Regions from separate parts of the Homo sapiens genome. Here region 2 is linked to region 1. A link is a loop called in an ENCODE intact Hi-C map of the cell type or tissue named here. Cell type or tissue: heart left ventricle. All regions are shown on one strand. Links, peaks and the distances in the headings refer to the core of each region. The heading gives the core; the rest is flanking DNA. Region 1 overlaps FRMD4A (FERM domain containing 4A). Region 2 overlaps FRMD4A (FERM domain containing 4A).

Region 1 (12,727 bases), core at 2,708-10,707:
AGGCAGGCGGAGGCAAAAAAAGAAAGGGACATTTGGCCTTTGCCATGATGACTACATTTGACTGATGTTTCAGTGTGATGTTATTTCTGGCATCATCTTGATCTGTAACTCAAGACTGGTTTTAACTTGGGAAAGTCTGAATCTTCACAGATTTCATTTCTGTCTTATCTCCTCCACTGAAATTCAACTAATTTAACACTGTGTTGATCTAGCGCTGGAGGGGACAGAAAAACAAGTAAGACCTGATCTTCCCACTAGAGGTGCCTATGGTAGGGTAGGAGATAGAAGACATGATGTAAATAATTGTAAAAAAATGCCATGACAAGGCAGAATGGACCAGGTAGGATAACAGAAGGAGCAAGTGAGGTGGGGACTTAAGATTTCCTGGAGGAATCTGCCTTTCCAGCCTCTCTCTCTTCCACCCTCCCCTTTACTCACTATACTCTAGCCACACTGTCTTCCCTCTCTTCCCACCATGTGCCACATTCGTTTCTGCCTCAGGACATTTGCACGCCCGCTTCCCTTTTCCCTGTGTCCTTTCCTGAGAATTTTGCTTGGCTCATTCTTTTTCCTCATTTGGGTTTCAGCTCAGATGTCATCATGTCAGGAAGTCCTCCCCGATGACCTTATCCTGCTTATTTGTTTACTTATCTTCTCTCTTGCCATGGAGAATGGAAGCTTCCCTTATATTTGAGAGTCACAGATAAGCTAAGACAAGAACATAATGCTGCTCAAAAAATACTGAGATTCGAAGGGAGTAGAGAGAGAGAAAAGGACAAGACTGAGAATTCCTCTTTGGGTTTATTCATTTAGGTGGGATGAGGAGCAAGAGAAACTAGCAATGAGAAGGCTCAGAGAAGGAGGAAGAAGGGCAGGCTAGGGCCGGGAGAGAGAAGCCAAGGGTGCTGGGTGCTTCCACAGAAGGAGCTACAGAAACATTGAGGCAGATGGGGAAATGGCAGTGGGTGTGACAACCGAATGGCCATTGGTGATCCTTCGGGGAAGGAGGGACAGCAGGAGCAGAGGTCAAGGTTATGAGGGCATATGGAGTGGTTGGTGAGGATGCGGGGCGCCAGGAAGAGTGAGTTGCACCTGATGGCTAGTAGGGAAGGAAGGAGAGAGGTAGTGCGCCATCTTGGGATCGTAGCAGGCTTGAGAGAACGTATTTTCTAAGATTGATGGGAAGATCTAAGTTTGAATGCAGACTCAAAGGAAAACTACAGAGGGAGATATTGAAGATGAAAGAAGTGGGGAAAGTTGAAAGAGAAAGCTGCTGAAAGAGGTGGAGTAGAAGGGCTGGAGAGTACAGATGAAGGGATCCAACCAGCCACATTTCGGGGAGTTGTGCTGATCGACAGGACAAATGTTAAGGTGATCAGGTATCACAATCTAAAATTTTGGCTGGGCGTGGTGGCTCATGCCTGTAATCCCTGCCCTTTGGGAGGCTGAGGTGGGTGAATCACCTGAGGTCAGTAGTTCAAGACGAGCCTGGCCAACATGGTGAAACCCCGTCTCTACTAAAAATACAAAAATTAGCCAGGCGTGGTGGCGGGCGCCTGGAATCCCAGCTACTTGGGCGGCTGAGGCAGGAGAATCCCTTGAACCCAGGAGTCAGAGTTTGCAGTGAGCTGAGACTGCATCACTGCACTGCAGCCTGGGCTACAGAGTGAGACTCTGTCTCAAATAATAATAATAATAATAATAATAATAATAATAATAATAAACAATCTAAAATTTTACAGAGAAGTGGTTGGGGCAAATATCTGTTCTCTTTGCTTTTTCAAGTTTTGGAGTTCTTAAGAAGTTCTTTAAGATATTCATCTTACATTGGGAAGGGGCTTGTTTCAGAGCCAATTAAATCCAGTTTAATTTAAAATCTCCAAGATGAAGGAAGTATGACTTTCCCCATGATGTATGTTTTTTTTTCTTTTTATACTCTTTTTTCTGATTTTTCAAGTAATATATGCTTTTTATTTTTATTATTATTATTTTTTAAATGGAGTGGCTGCCTGGGCGTGGTGGCTCATGTCTGTAATCTCAGCACTTGGGGAGGCTGAGGCAGGACAACTGTTTGAGGCCAGGAGTTCAAGATTAGCTTGGGATACACAGCAAGACCCTATCTCTACAAAAAAATTTTTAAAAAGGAGCCAGGTGTGGTGGCACACACCTGTAGTCCCAGTTGCTTGGGAGGCTGAGGATGGAGGATCACTTGAGCCCAGGAGTTGGAGGCTGCAGTGAGCTAAGATGGCACCACTACATTCCAGCCCAGGTGACAGAGCGAGACCCTGTCTCTAAAAAAGAAAACAACAACAAAAAAAGAAGACACCAAAAAGTGAAAGGAATTTAAAATGTACCTGTAATTCCTACCCCAAAATAACTGCTATATGTCAAAGAGCAGAAATTCTAGAAGCATGATGGTTCAAATCTGGCTCTGTCTCTTCTTACTGAGAGGTAGTTGCAAATTATGTAAACTTTATTTTTTAATTTTAATTTTTTATTTTTTGAGATGGAGTCTCACTCTGTCAACCAGGCTGGAGTGCAGTAGCATGATCTCAGCTCACTGCAGCCTCTGCCTTCCAGGTTCAAGTGATTCTCCTGCCTCAGCCTCCCGAGTAGCTGGGACCATGGTGCCCACCACCATGTCGGCTAATTTTTTTTCGTATTTTTAGTAGAGAAGGGGTTTCGCCATGTTGTCCAGACTGGTCTATAAACTCCTGACCTCAGATGATCCACCCGCCTCAGCCTCCTAACATGCTGGGATTACAGGTGTGAGCCACCCTGCCCGGCCCAAATTATGTAAACTTTAACGCTCAGTAGTTCTCTTCTGTAGGATGAGGATGGTGGTCATAGCTATTACCTTACACCAGCTGATGTGAGGACTAAATTATCTCCAGAACCTGTAGCCCATATGGGAAGTACTCAAAGGCCCCTGCTTTTATGATAATGCCGTTTTCCTCCCAGGCTCTTCCATATAGATGCTCTTCCCCTTGTGAAACTCAGGTTGCTTTGCAGGAACAATTTTGTGTCCTGTTTTTGTTCTCATCTACCCTTAGCTTGTGAACATTTTCCCATAACATCTACATTTCCCTTTTTATTCTAAAGGGAGCTATGGCACGATGCCCCCAAGAAAGTGATAACTACATACCATAGTCCCCCATTATCTAGAGTTTTGCTTTCCAAGGCTTTAGTTAACCATGGGTCAACCGAAGTCCAAAGATGGTCAATGGGAAATTCCAGAAATAAGAATTCATAAGTTTTAAATTGCATGTCATTCTGAATAGTGTGAAGATATCTCACACCTTCCCACTCCATCCCGCCTGGGACATGGACCCTCCCTTTGTCTAGCTCCTGCTGTCCACATTACTCACCCACTAGTCACCTAGTAGCCATCTTGGTTCCCAGATCGACTGTCTTGAGGTCATAGTACTTATATTCAAGTCACTCTTATTTTACTTAATAGCCTCAAGCACAAGAGCAACGAATCTGGCATATTGTTAGAATTGTTGAATTTATTAGTTATAGTGGTTAATCTCTTACTATGCCTAATTTATAAATGAAACTTTATCCAAAGTAATGTATATATAGTGTATATAGGGTTTGGTACTATTCGAGGTTTCAGGCACCCACTGAGGCTCTTGGAAGGGACCCCCTCAAGGATAAGGGTAGACAACTGCATATTGTCATAACTCTTGCAGTATCAATTATTTTTACCTTTTTTAAAGTTTAAGAACTCAGCATCATCATCATCATACTGGAAGCTCACTTTACAAAGAATCACCATAGGGCAGCAGCCGGTACTTATCCCTTCTCTACAAAAACAAATCACAAGCAAAAACCAGGATCCAGCCCTGTGCTAGGACATCAGGGCAGAAACAGACCAAAGCCTGCACAGTGTTCACTGCTCCATTTAGCCTTTGCTGCTTCTCCGCAGGTTGGGTTGTGTTGGTAAAGAAATAAACAAAAGGAGAGTCCCTCTTTCTAATCAGTTTCCTATTGCACTCGGTGGCTATATTAGTCTGTTCTCACACTGCTGATAAAGACACACCTGAGACTGAGTAATTTATAAAGAAAAAGTGGTTTAATGGACTCACGGTTTCACATGGCTGGGGAGGCCTCACAATCATGGTGGAAGGCAAAAGGCATGTCTTACATGGCAGCAGGCAAGAGAGAGCGTGTGCGGGGGAACTCACACGTTTACAAAACCATCAGATCTCCTGAAACTTATCCACTATCATGAGAACAGCACGGGAAAGATCCGCCCCCATGATTCAATAACCTCCCACCGGGTCTCTCTCATGACACATGGGAATTGTGGGAGCTACAATTCAAGATGAGATTTGGGTGGGGACACAGCCAAATCCAATCAGTGGCTCCAGGGGCTCAAGTCATGGGAAGGGGAATTGAGAGGAGAAATTCCCCTTCCAGCACCATCAGGGCCCTGCAGACCCTGGTGTCACCATCCATGCATGGCAGCAGTGCCCTATGCTCTGTGGCTGGCAGCCTGTGTGAGTTATTGGGGTCATCATCACAGCCCTGCCAAGGCAGCACCTGCAGTTCATCTCAGATCCACTGGCTTGGGTTCAAAACCCCGTACCAAACCCTTTCAGAGTGCTGGTGTTTGGTGCAGGGTCTTCTCTCAAACCCCTCTCTCATGTTACACTTTTAACTTGCGATGCATTAGATTGTAAGTGGGCTAGAAATTATCGGCACATTATCTTTAAAAGCAATATGGATTTTCTTCTAATAAAAGCCATTCACTTCAATTCTTTTAGCCATGGACACAATTTTCTTTCTTAGGGCCAGTTTTTCAAATGTCACAGACTACTAACAAAGCATACCTCATATTCAATTGTCTATGGTAAGGTAGTCTTCCAACTCTTCCAACCCCATGTTAATAATTCTGCTTTTTTTTTTTTTGAGACGGAGTATCACTCTGTCACCCAGGCTGGAGTGCAGTGGCTCAATCTCAGCTCACTGTAGCCTCTGCCTTCCGGGTTCAAGCGATTCTTGCACCTCAGCCTCCAGAGTAGCTGGGACTACAGGCGCTCACCACCACGTCCAGCTAATTTTTGTATTTTTAGTGGAGACGGGGTTTCGCCATGTTGGCCAGGCTGGTCTCGAACTCCTGACCTAAAGTGTTCTCCCTGCCTCAGCCTTCCAAAGTGTTGGGATTACAGGTGTTAGCCACTATGCTTGGCCTAATTCTGCTCTTAAATGCCATTTGATGATGGGTGATCCATCGTACTCCTAATCCAAGTCACTGAAGTATCTGGTGGCTACATGGACTACCAATACAGCAGGGTGGAGGAGATTCCCTCTGGCCCTGGGCATTTCTTTTCTGCAGATGAGCTGCAGTACTAGTCCTCAGGCCTTTGCATATGGCTAGAAACCAACCCTTGAAGTCTGGGGCTACAGTTCCCTCCTTAATGAAAAACACATTGTAATACCAGAAGTGGCGCCTGATGGCAAGCTTATTTGCCAACGTGGAGCCAGTGCCCTGCCGGGGTCTACTTTGTTTTGGAATTTCTAGCGTATTAAAGGCCCTAAAGAGAAACTGTGTTCCATATGTGGAGATAACCAGCCTTCCAGAAAAGCACAATGAAAAGGAAGGTGGGGCTGTGAGTAGTCAATGCTGAGAGAAAGGGAAAGACATTATTAGAATACATAAAGCAGTATGTATGAGGAATATTCCGGTATTTTCCAGTTTCTCCCATTCTTGGCTTGAAATCGGTTATGCATGTGAAAAACACCCAGGTGGCTTTTATTTTACACCCTTTCAAATTCATCTCTACAGTTGTTGCAAAGGGATCTTCCTAGAAAGGCAGATTCCCAGGAGTACTTCAATACTGAGTAAAATACTAATAATGAAATACTACCATTTACGGAGCACCTTGTTTGTGCTATACAGTGTGCTAAGTGATTTAGGTAGAATTCTTTTTTTTCTTTTTTTCTTTTGTTTTTTTAGACAGAGTCTCACTCTGTCACCCAGGCTGGAGTGCAGTGGCACACTCTTGGCTCACTGCAAACTCTGCCTCCCAGGTTGAAGTGATTCTCGTGCCTCCGCCTCCTGGGTAGCTGGGACTGCAGGCATGAGCCACCACACCCGGCTAATTTTGTACTTTTAGTAGAGATGGGGTTTCGCCATGTGGGCCAGGCTGGTCTTGAACTCCTGACCTCAAGTGATCAGCCTGCCTTGGCCTCCCAAAGTGCTGGGATTACAGGCATGAGCCACTATGTCCAGCCTTATGTAGGTTCTTTATCTCTAGAAGAAACTGATTTTGACCCCGTTTAACAGAAGACAAAACTGAGGCTCAGGACAACAAAGTTGCTTGCCAAGTCCATGCACGGGTAAATGGTGGAGTTGGAGTATGGACCTGTGTCAGTCTGACACTGAAGTCACCAAGGCTCATCTTGTGTACGCCATGATGCTAATCTAAAATTTCTAGCAAAGGGAAAAGAAAATAATTGTGGATGTATGGCTGTGTATTTTTCTGAGCGGCAGAGAAAACTGTTAGTTTACTAGACAATTAAGCAGTGAGTACTAAGATTCAAATGAATCGACTTGAATTTTCCAGCAGCATTAAGATTTCATAAAACAGCAAGAGGTTGGATGACAAAACAAAACAAATGGGCTACTCCCTGGTGTTGGCCCTTAGCAAAATCCTGGGAAGGGGGAAAGTGTAGACGTTGAGCATTTTTGAAAACTGAGATTCACAATAAGTTCCACATTTGTTCTGATCCTCCCTCCAGCCCCCACACTGGGCACTTTCTCAAGGCCTGAGAACTGGGTGTCTGCTTGTCCAGAACATTCTTGCTAAATAATTGGCTTAGAAAGTCGTGAAAGGCGTCAGTGGCTCTGAACCACGGGGAAACCCAAACAGTTTATGAAGAACAAGATCAGCCCGCCTTCTAGTGGATGGCTCCGACTCCGCAGAGCTATGTGTGGAAAGGCAAAGCCGGCCTTGAAGCTGAAACTTTCAACAAACAGGCAGAGACCTTAGGGAGGTTACAGTGTGCCAGTGTTTATGTTTCTGCATCTAACCCTTCCTTTTTGTTTTTTGTGAGACAGAGTTTCGCTCTTGCTGCCCAGACTGGAGTGCAGTGGTGCAATCTGGGCTTACTGCAATCTCTGCCTCCCGGGTTCAAACAAGTCTCTTGCCTCAGCCTCCCGTCTAGCTGGGACTACAGGCATGCACCACCATGCCCGGCTAATTTTTTGTATTTTTAGTAGAGACAGGGTTTCACCATGTTGACCAGGCTGGTCTCAAACTTCTGACCTTAGGTGATCCACCCGCCTCAGCCTCCCAAAGTGCTGGGATTATAGACGTGAGCCACCACGCTCAGCCATACCCCTCCTTTTTGATTAGCACTTTATCATAAACAGAGTCCAGAGAAAAAGGAGGAAGAGTAAAAATCCTCCTTCGCTAGAGAAAGCACAGTGTCTCAAGATTTAGAATCTAGCTGGCAACTGGGAATCTTTGGTGTTATTTCTGCGAGCAATGTGAATTCATTGGGTTGAACAAATGGCTAGCCCTTTTTGCATTTTCAGTTTTCCATTCCATTTATTCTTTATTGTGTCCTTGTATCTTTCTGGCCCCTAAAACTCGCTCACTCACTCCTTTTCTTTCTCTCTGTACTGTAAGCCACTTACAAAGTTGATTACATACGGCGACTAGGAACCCACCGCTCTTTCCCCACACCTTTCCCTTTGCTTGCCTTTTTTCTTTTTTTGAAAACCCTCCCCTCTCTAAGAGCCTATGTAAACCCTGCCTGTTCTTCAACTTCCTCCCTAGATCCTGCTCTCGGCACAGCTTGCTTCTTCCTCTGAAATCCAGTGGTATTTCTTGTCGGGATTTCTCACCTGGCCCCATACGCTACTGCAGTACATTGCTAGTTATCTCTTTCCTACTTAGGCGAGTGATTTACCTAGCTATTCTGAAAGGTGCAGCAAAGACTGTCTCCTATCCTTTTGTGTTTCTTTCTCGTTATCAGCACACCAACTGGCTTCTAACTCATTAAAGATTGCGTGATTGGAATGTAAAACAGTCGCGTGAACAACAGCCATGACCATTGTTTTTTTTTTTTTTTTTTTTGGAGACGGAGTCTCGCTCGTCGCCCAGGCTGGAGTGCAGTGGCGCGATCTCGGCTCACTGCAAGCTCCGCCTCCCGGGTTCACGCCATTCTCCTGCCTCAGCCTCCTGAGTAGCTGGGACCACAGGTGCCCGCCACCATGCCTGGCTAATTTTTTGTATTTTTAGTAGAGACGGGGTTTCACCGTGTTAGCCAGGATGGTCTTGATCTCTTGACCTTGTGATCCGCCCGCCTCGGCCTCCCAAACTGCTGGGATTACAGGCGTGAGCCACCGCACCCGACCAGTGTCTTTCTTTCTTTCTTTTTTTTTTTCCCCGCTCTTCTTGCCCAGGCTGGAGTGCAATGGCATGATCTCGGCTCACGGCAACCTCCGCCTCCCAGGTTTAAGCGATTCTCCTGCCTCAGCCTCCCGAGGAGCTGGGATTACAGGCATGCACCCCCACGCCTGGCTAATTTTATATTTTTAGTAGAGATAGGGTTTCTCCATGTTGGTCAGGCTGGTCTCGAATTCCTGACCTCAGGTGATCCACCTGCCTCGGCCTCCCAAAGTGCTGGGATTACAGGCACGAGCCACCGTGCCCAGGCTATTCTGCTTTTTACAATTATAACCAGTCTAGACAATTATAACCAATCTAGTTTCTTTGGATGGTTGAGATGTAGTCTTGATGGAAGAGAAGGGATTACATTGGACTAAGTTAACAATTTTCCCCAGCACTCTGAGTATTTTATTCTATGAAATGGCTTAAATATGGGAATTTTATTGGACAGCCTTGGCTGGGATTCTCAGCAATGGGCACTTGCAAGTATGAGAATCCCTTCTCAGTAAAAGTCCCCTCTCCCTGCAACAATGATCATCAGAGAATGTCTATCCATATTCAAAAGCTGTGAGTGGGCTAGGTGCGGAGGGTCACACCTTGTAATCTCAGCACTTTGGGAGGCCAAGGCAGGCAGATCATGAGGTCAGGAGTTTGAGACCAGCCTGACCAATATGGTGAAACCCTATCTCTACTAAAAATATAAAAATTAGCCAGGCGTGGTGGCGCGTGCCTTTGGCCCCAGCTACTTGGGAGGCTGAGAGAGAAGAATTGTTTGAACCCGGGAGGCAGAGGTTGCAGTGAGCTGAGATTGTGCCACTGCACTCCCCTCCGGGTGACAGAGCAAGACTGTTTCATAAAAAAAAAAAAAAAAAAAAAAAAAAAAGCTGTGAGTGATTTTTTTTTTTAGATTTGTAATCATCAGGTGACAGGTTCATTATTCTTCAAAGACCTTTTAGAGGAGGGTGTTTTAGACAATGGCCAGGTTGTGTCATGACAGCTGAGCTCGTTGTTTCATGGGTTTACCCGCTTCATGAGCTTGGGAGGCAAACCAGATATAACACAGTCGTGAAAATGAGGCCACTCCAAGCTCATGCATGTGCTCAGTTTCTACCCGGGAGCACTGTGAGAGCTGGCACTTGCTGCCCTTCTACTGCCATTCCTGGATCAGAGCCCTGCAACACGGGGTCAGCTGCAATTTGCCCCCCAGGGCTGAGTATCAACAGGCACTTCCCCTCGCTCTGAAAATGCTTGGGGGCATCCTCGTGCTCTCTATTTGGCCAAGAGAGAACACGAACCGCAGGTTATTTGGCCCAGACCAGTAGATGCCGTGGAAAAGGCACCGTGGCTGCCCCAGAACAGGCAAATCACAAAATGCTTGCCTTGGGAAGCATAAACAAAGCCTCATGGTGTAGGAGGGGCAGCCCCCGCCTTTGGATCCGGGATCAGAGGGAAGAGAGAATACAGGGCTGTTTAGATTTCTAGGAACCACTATCTCTGTGAACTTCACTCTGCTGTGAGCCCCAGGAAGTACCTGCTACCCAAGACACCAACAATTGCCTGCCTGGAATCTTTGGCGGCAGCTTGTTTCCTGACAAAATTGTTTGTCAAAAGCCTTCATTGAATTTCCCCTGGAAACTGAAAGGAAACTCACCACAGTTATGATAATAGTAACAATCGTACACTTATTTTGGAAACAGACGCTTTAATTTTTTGAGACGTTAAGGAATATTGTTCTCTATTCATCATTTCTCAGGTGACACAGAAAGCTCAGGCATCTCGAGATTTGCTTTGATTTTGTAGCCAGGGAGTAAATTGATAACTGTGACTGAACATTGATTGGACATGTACTATTTCTCAGGTTTGGTCTAAGTACTTTATATATATAGTCTCATTCATTCCTGAGGATAACACTATGTGGCAAATAAGGCTATTGCCATTTTATAGATGAGAGGATTTGGACTCCGAAGGGGAAGCGATTTGTCCTCAGACTTACCCTCTTGGAGTAAGGACTTATATATAATTCATGGACTTCAGGGCACATGCTCCTAACGCCATGCTAAGCTGACTGTCTGGGATGGGTTGACCGGCAGCCCACCTACCTGCACTTCCCAGTCTGTGTGGTAGTTGGGTGTGTGGTCATGTGACCAAGTTCTGGCCAATGAGAAGAAGAGGAGCCCCACTTCTTGGTCTGACCCATAAAAATCTCTCACCAGAGCTCTTCCATTCTCTGCCCTCCTTTTTTTTAAGTGAAGGGGACACTGAACCCAGAGGAGGGCAGGGCAGAGTCACAAGATGACATCGAATGATCCTATGGAAGGCTGTGTACCTACCAGAGCATGTTTAACTTTTTATGAGTTAGAAATAGATTTCTCTTGTGTTAAATCACTGAAATTTCCAAGTTATCCACTGCAGAAGCTAAAGTTACCTTAATTGATGACCCCTATAATAAAAATGGATTGAGCACAGTTAAAACATGACTGTAAGTGGACCCTTAGCCAGAATTTATCTCTCCTTCCAAACGGTATGCTCTCTCTCAATCTGTAGAGGATGTGGCCACAACTAGGAAATTCTCCGCCAACTTACAAAGATGAGAAAGACAACCCCATATCCTCTTTCCATTTTTCAAAGGGAGTTAACACGACATGAAAATAATCAGACTGCAGGACAATCATTCACTGGAAACCCATCTGGTGTGGTGATGAGCTCATACCCTTGAGAATGAAGAAAATTTCCATCTGAGGCTGGGCGGTGAGGCTTCCAAAATAGGCCAGCTGGTTTTCAAAAGGGCCAGTGGTGGGTATGACAGTGCTTAGTAGAGAGGGCCAGTGGCCAAGCTGTATAGGCAACATCATTGTAAATGATTTTAAACACACGATGCTTATTAAATAAGGCCACCTGATGGTTCAGAGCTCTTGTCCTCCCATCTGCCATAGCAACTTTGGTTTGATACCAAATGTGACTTCTGCCCATTCACCTCCCACCACCTCAGCCTAGTTAATTCCTACTTATCTTTAAGACCTCTGACCAAATAGTGCCTCCTCAAGTAGCTTTCTTCAACATCACAGAAAAGGCAAGGTCCCTCTTAGGTTACCAGGTGCCTTGTCCTCAAAGCATTGACCTCCAATTTTAATTTGACTTGAATTTGTCTAATCATTATATTAATGCTGCTGAGTAAATGATGTTAGATTTCCACCTTTATAAGAATATGGAATCATATTTTTTTTGTTTACCATTTCATCTCCAGGACTTAGCTCAATGTCTAGCACATAGAGGGTGTTCATTAATTATTTGTTAGATGAATGAACAAAGACATGAATGAATGAATGAATGAATTTACCATTCTACCTCCAGAACTTTGCTCAATGTCTGGTACATAGAGGGTGTTCATTAGTTATTTGTTAGATAAATGAACAAAAACACACGAATGAATGAATGAATGAATGAATGAATGAATGAATGAATCTTCATTTAATTAATGGAGAAGCGGAGGAATTTAGCCACTTGGCTTCCACAGCTGCTACTAGCCATCTTCTTCCAAATGACTTTATTGAAAGAGACTACTCCGAATACACCATTTCTTCTGTAGCTGATCATTGCCCCAGAACAAATGTCTAAAGTGTGGCTGTTGAGATCTCTCCCCAGAGGAGACCAGCCACTAACTTCTCTGAGCCTCGTTATGATACCATTATTTATAAAAATGAAGATGACAGTACTTGCCCCCCAGGGGTATTGAGAATCAAAAATAATAAAATGCATTTGGAAATATACTCTGAACATTTCAAAAAGATATGCATATATATGGTTTTTTTAGTGTCAAAACTTGTCTCTTACATGATGAAATTTTGAAAAGGCAAGCGTTTGTGAAGACTAGAACCTTTTGAGAATGGTAAGAAAATAGACTCTCTATTTAGTGAAATATGCATTTTTTCAAGGGAATAGCAGAGCAATTCGATTCCTGATCATCTCCACCAGCTCCACCACAAGAGACTCCCAAACAAATACAAATTAAGTAAAACCCTGGCTGTTCTCCTTCCAGTGGGATTACTATTCCTGAGCTCCATCTAAGTAGACCTTTAGAAGCCCTCAGTGTTCAAAGGTAGTTGGCTCTTGATCAAAAGCTCAAATTCTCAGTTGATTCCCACAGTGCTTTGGTGGTAGATTAGCATATGGCGGGAGAGACAGAACCCAAATTACTGGTGGCTGATGCAAAAACTGGCAGCTAATTGTAAACCTCCAAACAAAGTATTATTTACTCACTGAAACAAAGAAAAGTGCTTTCAAGGAGAATGAAAATATCCCTTATGTCATGTCAGATTCAA
Region 2 (12,727 bases), core at 1,797-9,796, 65 kb after region 1:
ACTTTATCAAATAGGTACTCTTATTTTCCCTGGATGAAGACAAAAGGACTGAGGTACAGAGACTGAAGTAACTCACTCAGGGTCACAATGAGAGGCTCCAGTGTCCATTGACCGCCTCCCTCTTCTGTGTCACTACAACGGATCAAGTGCTGAGCCAAGAACTGGGGATGCAAGATAACTTTTGCTTATTGGAAGAGTTTTCTTTTGTTCCTCAAACTCAGCTCCTCTCTGTGATGAGGCGTCTGTGGTGAAGTGAAAGACTGCTGGCCTTAGCCCTGAGTCTGCATGTGAAAATGTCATCACAAGGGGAAGTAGACCTGGCCCTCTTCCAGGGCAGGGAGGAAAACGCAGCCTGTGCTGCATGGGAACTTCACGTGCTAATTGGACATCCCAGAATCTCACTAAATCTTTATCATAGCAAGCATCAATCACTCAATCTTCATCATAGCGAGCATCAGTCATAGAGAATGTCAAGTCTGCTGAACACCTACCCAACAGGATGAAACAATGTTTGTGAAAGTTCTTTGTAAACAAGACGTGTGCACCTTCCCTTTTCTTCCAGTCTCAATTCTGCACACGGTTTTCCTGTTGTCTCATTTGCCACAACAGCCTCCTGCACTTCACCGTCTAGCCATCTGCCTCTTCCTGTCTGTTCTGCTATAAGGTCCACGTTTCATCTGCCTGAATTCCTTAAAGGCCATCCGGCTTAGCCACCTATTTTGAGTGGTAAACAGACTTCTTCTTGAACCTTTGAGAGCTCCCTGTTTAGTAGATTTCATTTGAGTAACTATGAGTACAGAATTAATTCACCCAGGTTAAGACCCCCTATCCCCATCAAATGAAAATCACACATGACAAAGGAAGCTAGACCTTATCCTCTTGCAGGGCAGGGAGGAAAATGCACCATCTGCTGCATGGAAACCTCATGTGAAAATCAGGTGTCCCAGGATCTCACTCGATCTTTCTGGCAAGGATCTAGCCATAGAGAATGTCAAATATGAATGACCCATGTGGAAGATTTGTCGGTATCTGTGTCAGAAGGCCTTGCCTTATGGACATCAAGGACAAGGCCCATCAGCATCCTTGCAGGCTGTTCAGCTCGTCATCCACAGACAGAGATCTTGCTCACAAGCTGCAGATGGATTTTATGCCTCCACACGAAGGTCCTTCACATCTGGTCTTGATATGATTTGTCCCCAAAAGAACTCCACTTGCCCTTCCCAGCATGAGGCCAAATCAGGTCATCAGTGGCTATAGCCTGGCTAAAGGCTATTCTACATGGTAGTAATGGCTTATTGTGTGTGCTATTAGGAGTGATGTCATGCCCAGGGTTTGAGGAATAACGCTCCTGCAAGATGGCCATGTGATTAAACGGGTAATAAGCTGACCTCTGTGAAGCTGGCTGTGTAGATTGGCTTTCAAGATCATTTTGCAAAGCCCGTTTTCATGTGCTGTCAGTCGTGGATGGATTTTGATAACTAGCATTGATTTGCCATGTTTATGAAGTGCAGTTTCACAGGGTAAACTGTGTAATTGCACCTGGAATGGCAATATAAATAACGTCCTTATCTATGGTATTGACTGCCCAGGATTCGCTGAATATATATAGCATACCTCCAAACAGAGCCAATAGCTGTTGACTCAATTTTTACTAGGCTTAGCTCTCAAATTTCAGGTGTCTTAATAAGGATTGGGTGGCGAATGATCAACTTTTACATCTGTTTCTAATTTCCATGCTTCCTTTTCCAGGAGGAGAAATTTAACAAGCAATTTTCTTCAACAGGGGAATAGTTCATCTTGGTTCAAGTAATCCCTCTGGTGCTGCAAAGGACAATGGCTTTCTTTAGGGCCATCAGATTCCTTTCGCTCCTGTGCCCAGGGACATATCACTCCCAGGGTCAACTGTCCATTTGCTCATGGACATCTGGGATGAGTCACGTGGTATATTTTCCCAAAGTGAGGAAGGAAGAAAAGAAAGCATCTTGAATCTGTTAGAAAGACAGTCTCTTTGAAGCCTCATGTCATGGGAATATGGTTTATGTTGAATGTGTTCTAGAGTATACCCAACATCCTGTAAATCAAAACACCAAAGTGCAAGCTGTGACCAGAATGGGTAAAACACCTCCAGTGGACAAATCCTTAGAGGTAGATGAGGATGAGTAGGGGATTCTAACTGCTCTTGCTTGCTGGGGGTACTCCATTCTAAGAATTTTAAACCTCTATGGCACGAATGCAGTTAATAGACTGTTGACATGAAAATTACATGAGATAGCACAGTTCTGTCTGTGAGAACAAGGGTGGTAAGAAATGACATTAAGGCAGCTGGGTGCAGTGGCTCACATCTGTAATCCCAGCACTTTGGAAGGCCGAGGCAGGCAGATCAGAAGGTCAGAAGATCATAGACCATCCTGGCTAACATGGTGAAACCCCGTCTCTACTAAAAATACAAAAAAAAAAAAAAATTAGCCGGGCATGGTGGCAGGCGTCTGTAGTCCCAGCTACTCAGGAGGCTGAGGCAGGAGAATGGTGTGAACCCGGGAGGCAGAGGTTGCAGTGAGCCGAGGTCGTGCCACTGCACTCCAGCCTGGGCGACAATGCAAGACTCCATCTCAAAAAAAAAAAAAAAAAAAAAAAAATGACATTAAGGCAAGATTCTGACTTGCATACTATAGAACAATATATTTTAGATCTCATTCCATGAGCAAGGGGGAGCCATTTTAAGTTACTTTTAGGGAGGAAGTGACACCATCCAATCTGAGTTTTGGGGACTTGATTGATAAAAGATGAATGGTAGAATGAAGAACCAAGGTATATTGGAGGCCAAGAGAGCAGGTACAAGATTATTGCAATTGTCCAAATGAGAAATGATTAAGTGCAGAACTAGGACATTGTTCTTTTACAATTTCTATTCTGACAGACTACAGGAAGGATGGTCCTATTAGTCAAAATAAATGCACAGGAAGAGGGGAAGATTTGGGGAGATGATAATGAGTAGCTCGGGGCATGCAGAGCTTCTGATGCCTGAACATTTTGACCTGGAACTTAGGAGAAGAGTCAAGCCTGTAAATGCAGCTCTGGATTTCAACAAGAGAATACCGATCACTAGATAAGTTATTAGTTAAGTGTGAGGGCAGACATTCAATAACACGCACATTTACTTCTCATGCACCTTTACTGGAAGATGTCTCCAGCAGAAGAATGTTAGAAGGGAATATGAATTCCAGGAAAAGGATTGATCACAGGAGAGGTACCAAGGGAGTTCCCAGAATAATAGAAAAGAGGATCCTCAAGAAGACAGTCACGCAAGAGACCAAGAGAAGAGCTAATCCAATTGATGCAGGAGGAAGTAGAGCTTCAGAAAGAATGTCTCAAAAAAGAAAAAAAAAGAAAGGAGTGGGTTAAGTATCTGATGAATTTACCAAATTGAGAGGAGTTACATAGCTCTATTGAAAATCTTAGATAAAAATGATTGATAAATACATAGAACATAAAGCAAACACTGAAATAAGGCAATTATCAACTCCAGGAAAAACATAAAGTTGTAAAATCCAAGACATGCCATCATAATGTATAACATTTCTCAGATGTAAATAATATTTTAATATTCATAATAAAACTGAATTTTGATTTAAGCTGTGATGCCAATATATTCAGTAGACAGAGGGGGAAGAGACACATGTGTTTATAGGGAAAGAGACTCATAAGTTGGCAGGAAAGGACTGGAGCCTGGGTTTTTCTTTCTAAGCCTTCTAGTACTCTTCAGCTTTCAAATGTTATGAATATTGCCATGTACACATATTATTTTGATAAAAATAAAAATTAAATTATAAACAGAAGGATCAATATAAACAGGGGATTTGAGCCAGATCAGATGGACAGTGATGGGGCTGATGCCTTTGAGAACGTGCCCATGCAATGTCAGTAGCAGAAGTAGGGCTGTGGAGGGTGACCTAGAACCACAGGCCTCTTTCTGAAAGGACAGATTTGAGTCTGATACTGGGTTATTTAATCCAATGAGAAATGTTTCAGGAAACCTGCTTGATTTCCTCTGTTTCTTTTTTTCCTTTGGGGTGCGTTGTGGGGCTCCTCATCTATGGACCTGCTGTTGGAATGGCTGCTGAATGCATAGCCTCCAAGGTATGCCTCGGAGAGAAGCATTTTAAATCTTCTGAAACGAGATGCAGACAGACAAAACGAAACAGGACAAAGACGTCACTGAGGGCACTGCCAACACTTCTGGAGCTTGTCCTGAAGAGCCATTCGTGTGCTTGGACTGATCTCCCGTCTTGTGCTCTTGGCATTGGTGCAGGATCCTGCATGTACATTTGCAGGTGCGAGCTTGTGCACGCGAACATGTGTGCTGCTTCCTCTCACGAACCCAGCAGCATAGCAGCAGCCAGAGACGCCCCAGAGTGATGACAACTAATTATGAAACACCAGTCTGATCTGTCCCTTTTATCTCATCTTGCAGAAGCCTTGCATTCCCCCAAAGCCCCCCAGTGGCCCTTTGTAATCCCAGAAAAGAAGTGTCAATATGGAAACAGCTGTTCTTGAGATAGTGGGATGACAGCCTAATGAGCATGCCATCAGCTATAGAGGAAACCCAAGGCTAATGGGCTTCTGATGCAAATATTCTTTCTAGACCATCCCACTCATATGAGAAAGGCTACAGTCCCCAGCAAGACTGGGAGAGGACACACTGGCCTATAGATGTCAAGTCTTCTTTTGTTCTTATTTAGGTTTTTAGCCTCTCAAACCCCATGGGGCATCAGGCAATCTCCCTGACTCCTCTGGAAGGTGACTGGAAAAAAGGCAGCCCCAATTTTTTTTTTTGTTTTGTTTAGAGGCCATGCTAGGGAAGCCAGCAGGAGCACAGGGCTCCTGCAATTTTGGTAGCAGGAGAAACAGCCACAGGTTGCTGTGGTTCAGGCAGGGAGTGAAGGCTGTGCTTAGAAAGAACCCAAATTCCCAATCATTCAAGGGGGAAAGGTTAGGGAGAAATAGTGGGAGAGAGCTGTAGAGGTGGAGGAAAGGGGGATGATGGATTGCAGCAGGCGACTTAAAACAGATGCCTTTTCTAGGGGCAAGGCAAGGGATGAAGAGAACTGACCTACCATGTGCCTCCTTGGCATCAGACACACCCCTGGACACTTGCTCTATGTCACCTCTTCTGAATCTTCACCATGATCCTGTAAGCCGGGTAGCATTAGCTGCACTGTATTGATAAGGAAACTGAAGCTCACAAAGACGAAATGCTTGCCAACAATCTCACATCTAGGAAGTGGTACCAAGCTGGGATTGAGACTTGAGCCCATGAGACTTTAAAGCTCCCTCTCAATTTTCTTTGGGGATGTGTATATAGGTGGGGAAGCTATACAGAAAATAAAAAAAATCTTTATATAAAAGCTGGGGGGTCCAGACATGGTGGCTCACACCTGTAATAATCCTAGCACTTTCGGGGCTGAAGCAAAATGTTTGCTTGAACCCAGACATTCAAGACAAGCCTGGGCAATATAACAAGACCTCATCTCCACAAAAATAAAAAAAAAAAATAATAAAAAAAACAGCTGGGCATGGTGGCTTATACCTGTAGTCCCACCTACTTGGGAGGCTGAGGTGGGAGGATTGTTTGAGCCCAGGAGGTCGAGGCTGCAGTGAGCCAACATCATGTCACCACACTCCAGCCTGGGGGATAGAGGGAGACCCTGACTCAAATAAATACATAAATACAATAAAATAAAAATAAATAAATAAAAACTGGGGGAGGGTTCTGTTTCCCTCTGGGGGAGGGAGAGAATTTTAATCTAGAGGGGATACTCAGAGACTCCTGGAGTCCTCACTCACAATATTTCATTTTTAATCTGGGTGGTGGTTACACAGGGTGTTCATGTTGTAAATAATCCTTTAGACTATCCATACATGTTTTATGGACTTTTGTGCACCTCACCGATATCTTACAATAACAAATTACAAACAAAAAAGAGTCCCTATTATTTTTGCATCCAGTGATTTCTTCAGTATATCACCAGAACGGCATCTGAAATGACTGTGTCAGACACCAGAGTACAACCTGGTAAGAAATGCATGCAATCATGAGATTTCTGCGTTTTTTTTTGCATTTTATTGCTCCCAGCAAAAGTTAAATTTTACAATAACAGTAAAAATATACTAGTTAAAACTCAAGCGATTGATATGTATCTATTGAGGTCCTTGTATACAATATTCTAGGTGCCATGGAGGTTACAAAGGTGTCCTTGCCTTTTGGATCTCAGGATCACCTTGAGGAGGAGGCAAGACAGAGACACAGAATGAGAGAATTAACTAAGTGAGGTCAACAAATAATGAGTGGTACAGAGAGGAAGTGCGACAGAAATCCACGTGTCTAAGCTTCGCAGAGGGGAGAGAATTTCATTGAGGCTTGAAGGATGTATGAACTTCAGACAGGTCAAGAGGAAGCAGAATTACAAGCACAAAGACATAGTAATGAGAAGAGGCTCGCTGTCTTGCAGAGACTAATGTTGACCAGTTTGGAGTGGGGAACTCACAATGGGAAATTATAAGAGATAGGCTTAAAAGAGAACTTGACCTCCAAAACCTTGTGTGATCTGGCCCAAACTTTGTCTAGCTGCCTGAATTTGTTGGAATCACATGATTTAATATAAACATTGCATAATGTTAAATGTGATTTAAATGCTTCTCAAGGGAGAAGCAGGGGCACAAATGTTGCTACAGAGGGCAGGCAAATGCTATGTAAATAAGGGGTAAAAATTGAGTGTGGGGAGGTTGGGCTAGAGATGATAATGGATGGAAGAACTGGAGAAGTGCTGGCTGTGGGAGGATGAGAAGGTGAGTTCAAGTGATAAGTCAAAGATGCACACTGGGGCTATGAAAAGATGGGTTGTATTTAGAGAAAAGGATGGAGTGTCTGACCCCATTCTCTTTCAAGGTGGAGTGCATCTTGGAGCTGGGAAAGGAGACGAAGGTGGTAGAAGTGTTAGGAGAGGAGCCTGCGGGTAGGGGAAGTTAAGGAGAGAATGGGAAATGTATTAATGACTTTGTGGTATTGAAATAAAACAGTTCCCTGATTAATTCGTTTCCTCCAATACGACCAAACTCACACCAACACTTTGGCATGCCACAGATCACCCCCAAGAGTGACTCCACAGCCATCAGCCACCATCCCCACCATCCCAGGCAGTGGCAGCCAGGCAGAGGAAGTGGTCCAAGAAACCTCCCTGTCTGCAGTTCAGTTTCTACTCATACTTCTCATAAAGTCATGACCCTGGCCATGAATCTCCCATCCCTGGAAACCCAGAAGGACGCTCTCCCTTCTGGACGCATTCCTCCTCCAGGCATAACTTCCAACACGAAGGTCAGAATGAATGCGAGTCGCCCAGAGCCCCACACCCAGCCCTGGGAAGGGCGATTCCCTCTGGGAATTCTGCCAGCACAATGTTGCCTCAATTTGAAGACAAATTTTAAATTAATAAAGAAAAAAAAAAGCCTCAGACTCTCACGTCTGCCAAAACACACCATTCCCTGAAAGGTTCCTGAAAAGGACTCAGTGATGTACTATAAAGAAAGCGCCAACCTTCCATAGCCTTCTCCAGCTGCGAGACGCAGACTGGCGGGTCCTGGAAAGGTAACAGCTCACAGCCGCCTTCCCGGGGGCAGCGCAGTGTTGTTCTTGGATCGAGAAGACCTTTCAGCTGCCTTACCACCTGTGTATTTCACAGTCTTGCAGTTCCCTAAACCCCTATGAACAACACAGAACGAACAGACCCGTGGCCAACAGAAAACCCTGAGAAAAGTACTGGAAGAAAGAGTGTGGTTGGTTTAAGATAGAAATGATGTGAAGGTTGCAGTGCGTGCCCTGCAGTTTTCAAAGCCTGCATCGCTAAAATCATCACAGGAATAGAAGTGTCCTTGTCAGCTGCTCTTTTCTTTAGCAGAGAATCTCTCAAACAGCCTCAGGCCACAAAATCACTTCCTGAGGAACTCTTGGTAACTGAATGCCTCTCCAAGTAGCAGGGACCCACACACTGGAATTCTGGGGACAGTGAAGTTCATGCTTCTATCCTAGATTCAGCATCCTCTAAAAAAAAAATTAGCATTTTGAGCACCCTCCCCACTTTTTTTTCTGGGATGGTCACTTCATAAACAAACAAATGTGGTTCATTCAGGGAATAGCTACTGAAGCTGCTTTGATCTCTTCTGGCAAATGGTTTCTATTTCTTCACCCTATTCATTCAGATTTCTGCAAGTGACTTGATTCTAAACCCACATCTCTACTATTTAATCTGCATGGACTATTCTGTGCCACTCAGGCACTGAGGAACTTTACGGTTTTCTCCCCTGACCGCACATGAGTAAGAATAAATCATGTGGACTTGGGAACTGCACAGTTGCAGATCAGAATGAGATTCCGTAATGGGGACAGGGTCCCAAGGACTTTCGGAGTGGCAGGGGAGACTCTCTTGCGCCTGGAATAGGAAAAGCCTTTACTTACAAACACATCCATGAGCAGGTGCTCCAGTGTCAGCTCAAAGTCTTCCAGCTTGGCAGCCAAAGTCATGATGAATGTCCCGATTTGCTCTCAGTCCCCGCTGACAGATCAGATCTGCAAACTCCCCAGCTCAGGAAACACCGTCGGCGTCAAATTTGATCACAAGGCAGGGTTGCCACTAATGGGAAGTAGAAACCCTTAAAAGAAAGCAGAACATCGCAGGCTGGACTGCTCGAGCTGTGTAGCCAGAAACTGTACAAGGATATTTTGAAAAAACAAACACCAAACTCTAATAATGGTGCTATGGGATCAGAATGGGCATAAAGCGAGGCCACCAGATGAAGACTGCAGCCACTGCCTTCCCTGTGTAACTTCACAGTCCGAGGTGCTGGCCAAGCGCAGAGAACCTCACCAGTGAGTGAAAGAGAGAAGTGAGATGGGGTGAAAGCAAGAGTGGGGAAAATGGAATAGACTGTCTGACTCTGATATTTATAGGGCCACATGTTTTTGACTCTAGCCCATTTCTCAGTTGATTTCTGACCTTTCATAAATGGCTAAACACACTGGAGTGTATTGTCGAACGGGGGCAGTGGGTCCCACAGAAGTTGGCTGTGACCAATGCTAGGGCAATTCACACAGACACACCATCAATAGTTCTTTGTAGAGAACGTATCAGACCTTGTTTTGTACACGATGACTGAAAAGCACATAGTCTTGTGAAAAACAAGGAAACGAAAGTTGTGAGGGTACTAAATTTTTCCTCAGAATATTATTAGATCCCTCACACTGTCTTTCTTCTCCATCCTATGCACCCCCTCTGCTGCAAGAGTAGATAAACATCAAGGAAAAAATTTAATATCTCGTGTCAATTCCTCAAGCTTCTGCCAGTTACAGAATATCCACGAAATCTTGCAAATGCAGTTTCTCCTTTTCTGCTTCCAAAGTTTGCTTTTTTTTTTTAACTTAAAAATGTTTGGAAATTGTGGTAAAATATACCTCACATAAATTTTGCCATCTTAACTATTTTTAAGTGTACTGTTCCGTAGTGTTAAGTACATTCACCTTGTACTTGGTTCACATTGTACTGGAATAAACAAGATAGACTTGTTTATTTCATCAATGCTCTTCCTGGGATGGACAAGGGATCAGACTGTGGATAACAGCTAGTGTTTCTTATTTAAGGCAGTCTGCTAGTCTCAACAATGACATCACATGATTATTGTCTAAGAAAAATTTTGGGGCCTTAAGGATAGTCACTATTACACCACCATCCATCTCCAGAACTCTTCTCATTTTGCAAAACGGAAACACTGTGACCATTAAACAATAACTCCATTTCTCCCCTCCCACAGCTGCCTGGCCATCATCATTCTACTTAGTGTCTCTATCAATTTGACCACTCTAGGGACCTCGTATAAGTGAGATCATATAGTGTTTGTCCTTTGGTGACTGGCTTATTTCACTTAGTGTAATGTCCTCAAGGTTCACCCACGGGGTAGCCTGTGTCGGACTTTCTTCCCTTTTTAAGGCTGAAATCACGTATCCTAAGAAAGATACTGCTTTGGACAGTTTTTCAGGCCTGAGAAAATCTCTCAGGGACACGTGGCTGTCAAGACGCTAATGGCCATCCTTGCTGTGACTGTAGTAACAAAATCAGCCTTCGTCTAGCAAGCCAGTGCCCAGTTCTGTCCTCTTAGTTCCCTAAACACTTTCTGTTAAACTCTGGTCTCCTGATTCCAAACAGAGTGTGACCACTTAACAGCCAACATTGATGTCAAAGAAGGTGGGCCTCATGAGATCGAGAGGGAAATATAAATATAACATTTCTGCTTTACAGTAAAACTCCCCTCCCTGCATATCAGAGCTCTCTCGGGTATGAACGGTTAAAACTCTCCATTTTAGTATCTCTCTGTGAATTTTCTTTTCCCAGAGGAGATAGACACAGACTTAATTCAACATTTCACACTTAAACAAAGCTACCATAAAATTAAGGGCAAAGATAAAGAAATGGACAAAAAGCACTGTATTATTTCAAAAGCAGATTTGGAGTCTTGTCAGATGAGTTTAGCTTGACAGTGGGTCCTAAATTGTACATGCATGTTCTTCGAGTTATGGTTTCTATTTTGTTTTCAGGCCTCTAATGGAAGAATTAGAGCGGGTCCCACAGCAGGTGTCTCTTGTTAGGAACGGCATAGGAAGGGGCGGGCAGTGCTGAGATGAATGTCTTCAATAGCCAAGAATGCACAGAAAATCTATTTCCCTGATGGGCTAACTGAGCTACAGACCTTCCTAGGGGCTCATGGTTTTGCCATGTCTGAAATTGATTCAATAACCAGCTGCATCACATCAGCAAGAAAGTCTCAACACAAGAGGACTTCTTGCCACATAGTTGCCATCTTTTGTTAAAACTATAGCTGCCCTGAAGGTCCTCAAAAAGCCAAGTGCCTTCTCTCACCAAGCAAGACAGCCTGATGCCCATGAGGGGCCCTATCATAAGGAGACTAGGGGGAGGGTATGTATCTGCATATGTGCAACATTGTTCTAGTTTTCCAGCGATCTCAGAGGAGTGTTCAACATCAAATTTTCTTTCTTTTTTTAAAAGAATTTATTTTTATTGTTTGTGGGTACATAGTAGGTGTATATATTTATGGGTTACATGAGATATTTTGATCCAGGCATGCAATGCATCATAATCACATCATGGAAAATGGGGGTCTCCATCCCCTCAAGCATTTATCCTTCGAAAACCAAGTCCTCTTAGCCCCTTTCCTTATGAATTAAATTTGGACAAAATGTTTTTAATAGCTGGAATTTCATAAGAGATATACTACTTGTTTGTTTCATCAACCCTCTTCCTGGGATGGACAAGGGATCAGACCTTGGAGAAGAGCTATTGTTTCCATTTAAAGCAGTTGCCAAGAGAGAGTTGAGTCTCCCAGTCTCAACCATGACTTTATGTGACTATTTTCTAAGACAATTTTTTGGGGGGCTTTAAAAACAGTCAATGCGGCCGGGCATGGTGGCTCACGCCTATAATCCCAGCACTTTGGGAGGCCGAGGCGGGTGGACAGCCTGACCAATATGATGAAACCCTGTCTCTACTAAAAATACAAAAATTAGCTGGGCTTGGTGGCATGTGCCTGTAATCCCAGCTACTCGGGAGGCTGAGACAGGAGAATTGCTTGAACCTGGGAGACAGAGATTGCAGTGAGCCGAGATGGCGCCATTGCACTCCAGCCTGAACAACAAGAGCTAAACTCTGTCTCAAACAAAAACAAAAACAAAAACAAAACAAAAATCAAACAGTCAGTGCATTGGCTTCTCTTAGAATGTAAATAGCAAACTTCAGGGATAAGAAATTGTACATGATTTGGGCAGAGTGTGTGGTTCTTACTCTAGCACTGGGGCTCTAGAAGAATGTATTCAGAACATCCTGTTCTTCCAACAAAAGTCACTTTAATAGTTTCCAAAGGAGAGAAATTGACCAGAAGGGAGTTAGCCTGAAGAATGCACAGGAAATTAGTGTATGCGGATGTCACCCCGAAGAGACATTAATCATGAATTCGGATTTTAGTGAATGATATGAGCCACTTGGAGTAACTGGGTACCAGGGAGGAAGTAGAACCACACCAGTGTTAAGACAGAAAAACTTGAAGATACATTCATACAAGCAAGTTCACGGGTGTCAGTGCTTATCGGTATATGAGAACATGGTGAAGGCTGGCTTGGGCCGATCGATTGTGGATGTTTTCTTAGTAACTATATTCTAACTACCTGTTATATATTTTTTTGATAATTATGGGGACATTTTATTAATACTTATATCAAATGTGAACATTCATTTGTTCATTCATTAATGCACCCTTTGGACAAATGTTTATTTACTAACTGGGGTATATACTGGCATAGGTGCTGGTGCCTACAAAGATGATTAAGATATTGTTTCTTCTTCAAGACCTTACAGACTAGAAAAGAGGAGGCCTGATGTGATTGAAGTAATCTTACATTATTTTTTCTTGGGAAATATGAATGTAGAGCGTAACTCCTTATCAGGGGACTCACTCTGGGACTTGGGGATGAGGGAGAGTCACTGACAAAGGGGGAGAAGAGGCTGTTGCCCTACCTAAGAAACATTAACTGTTCTCCATGCTCTGATCCCTTGTCCACCCCAGGAGGAAGGTTGATGAAATAAACATATCTCTTATGAAAATCCAGATATTA

The links. Hi-C counts contacts between places; a loop is a spot of excess contacts. Peaks named below come from ENCODE experiments on the same cell type or tissue, not always from the same donor. Only the 100,000 strongest peaks of a DNase experiment are listed, where the experiment ranks them.
Region 2: a loop joins it to region 1, with 2.8 times the contacts of the local background. A loop is called at or near these places in 2 of 110 quality-filtered maps.

What each region holds. Positions count from the first base shown.
Region 1 is chr10:13,950,209-13,962,935 of GRCh38, forward strand. All of the region lies in intron 2 of FRMD4A (FERM domain containing 4A), which reads right to left. Among named protein-coding and RNA genes, the nearest start is that of FRMD4A-AS2, 35 kb to the right of the region's middle. In heart left ventricle, for the core only: a CTCF peak has its summit at 6,929 (motif pointing left); a DNase peak (open chromatin) is centred at 6,783; H3K4me3 peaks cover 859 bases; H3K27ac peaks cover 2,180 bases.
Region 2 is chr10:14,015,845-14,028,571 of GRCh38, forward strand. All of the region lies in intron 2 of FRMD4A (FERM domain containing 4A), which reads right to left. Among named protein-coding and RNA genes, the nearest start is that of FRMD4A-AS2, 31 kb to the left of the region's middle. RefSeq lists an enhancer at 4,446-4,495. In heart left ventricle, for the core only: no CTCF peak of the experiment used is centred there; no DNase peak of the experiment used is centred there; H3K4me3 peaks cover 843 bases; H3K27me3 peaks cover 538 bases.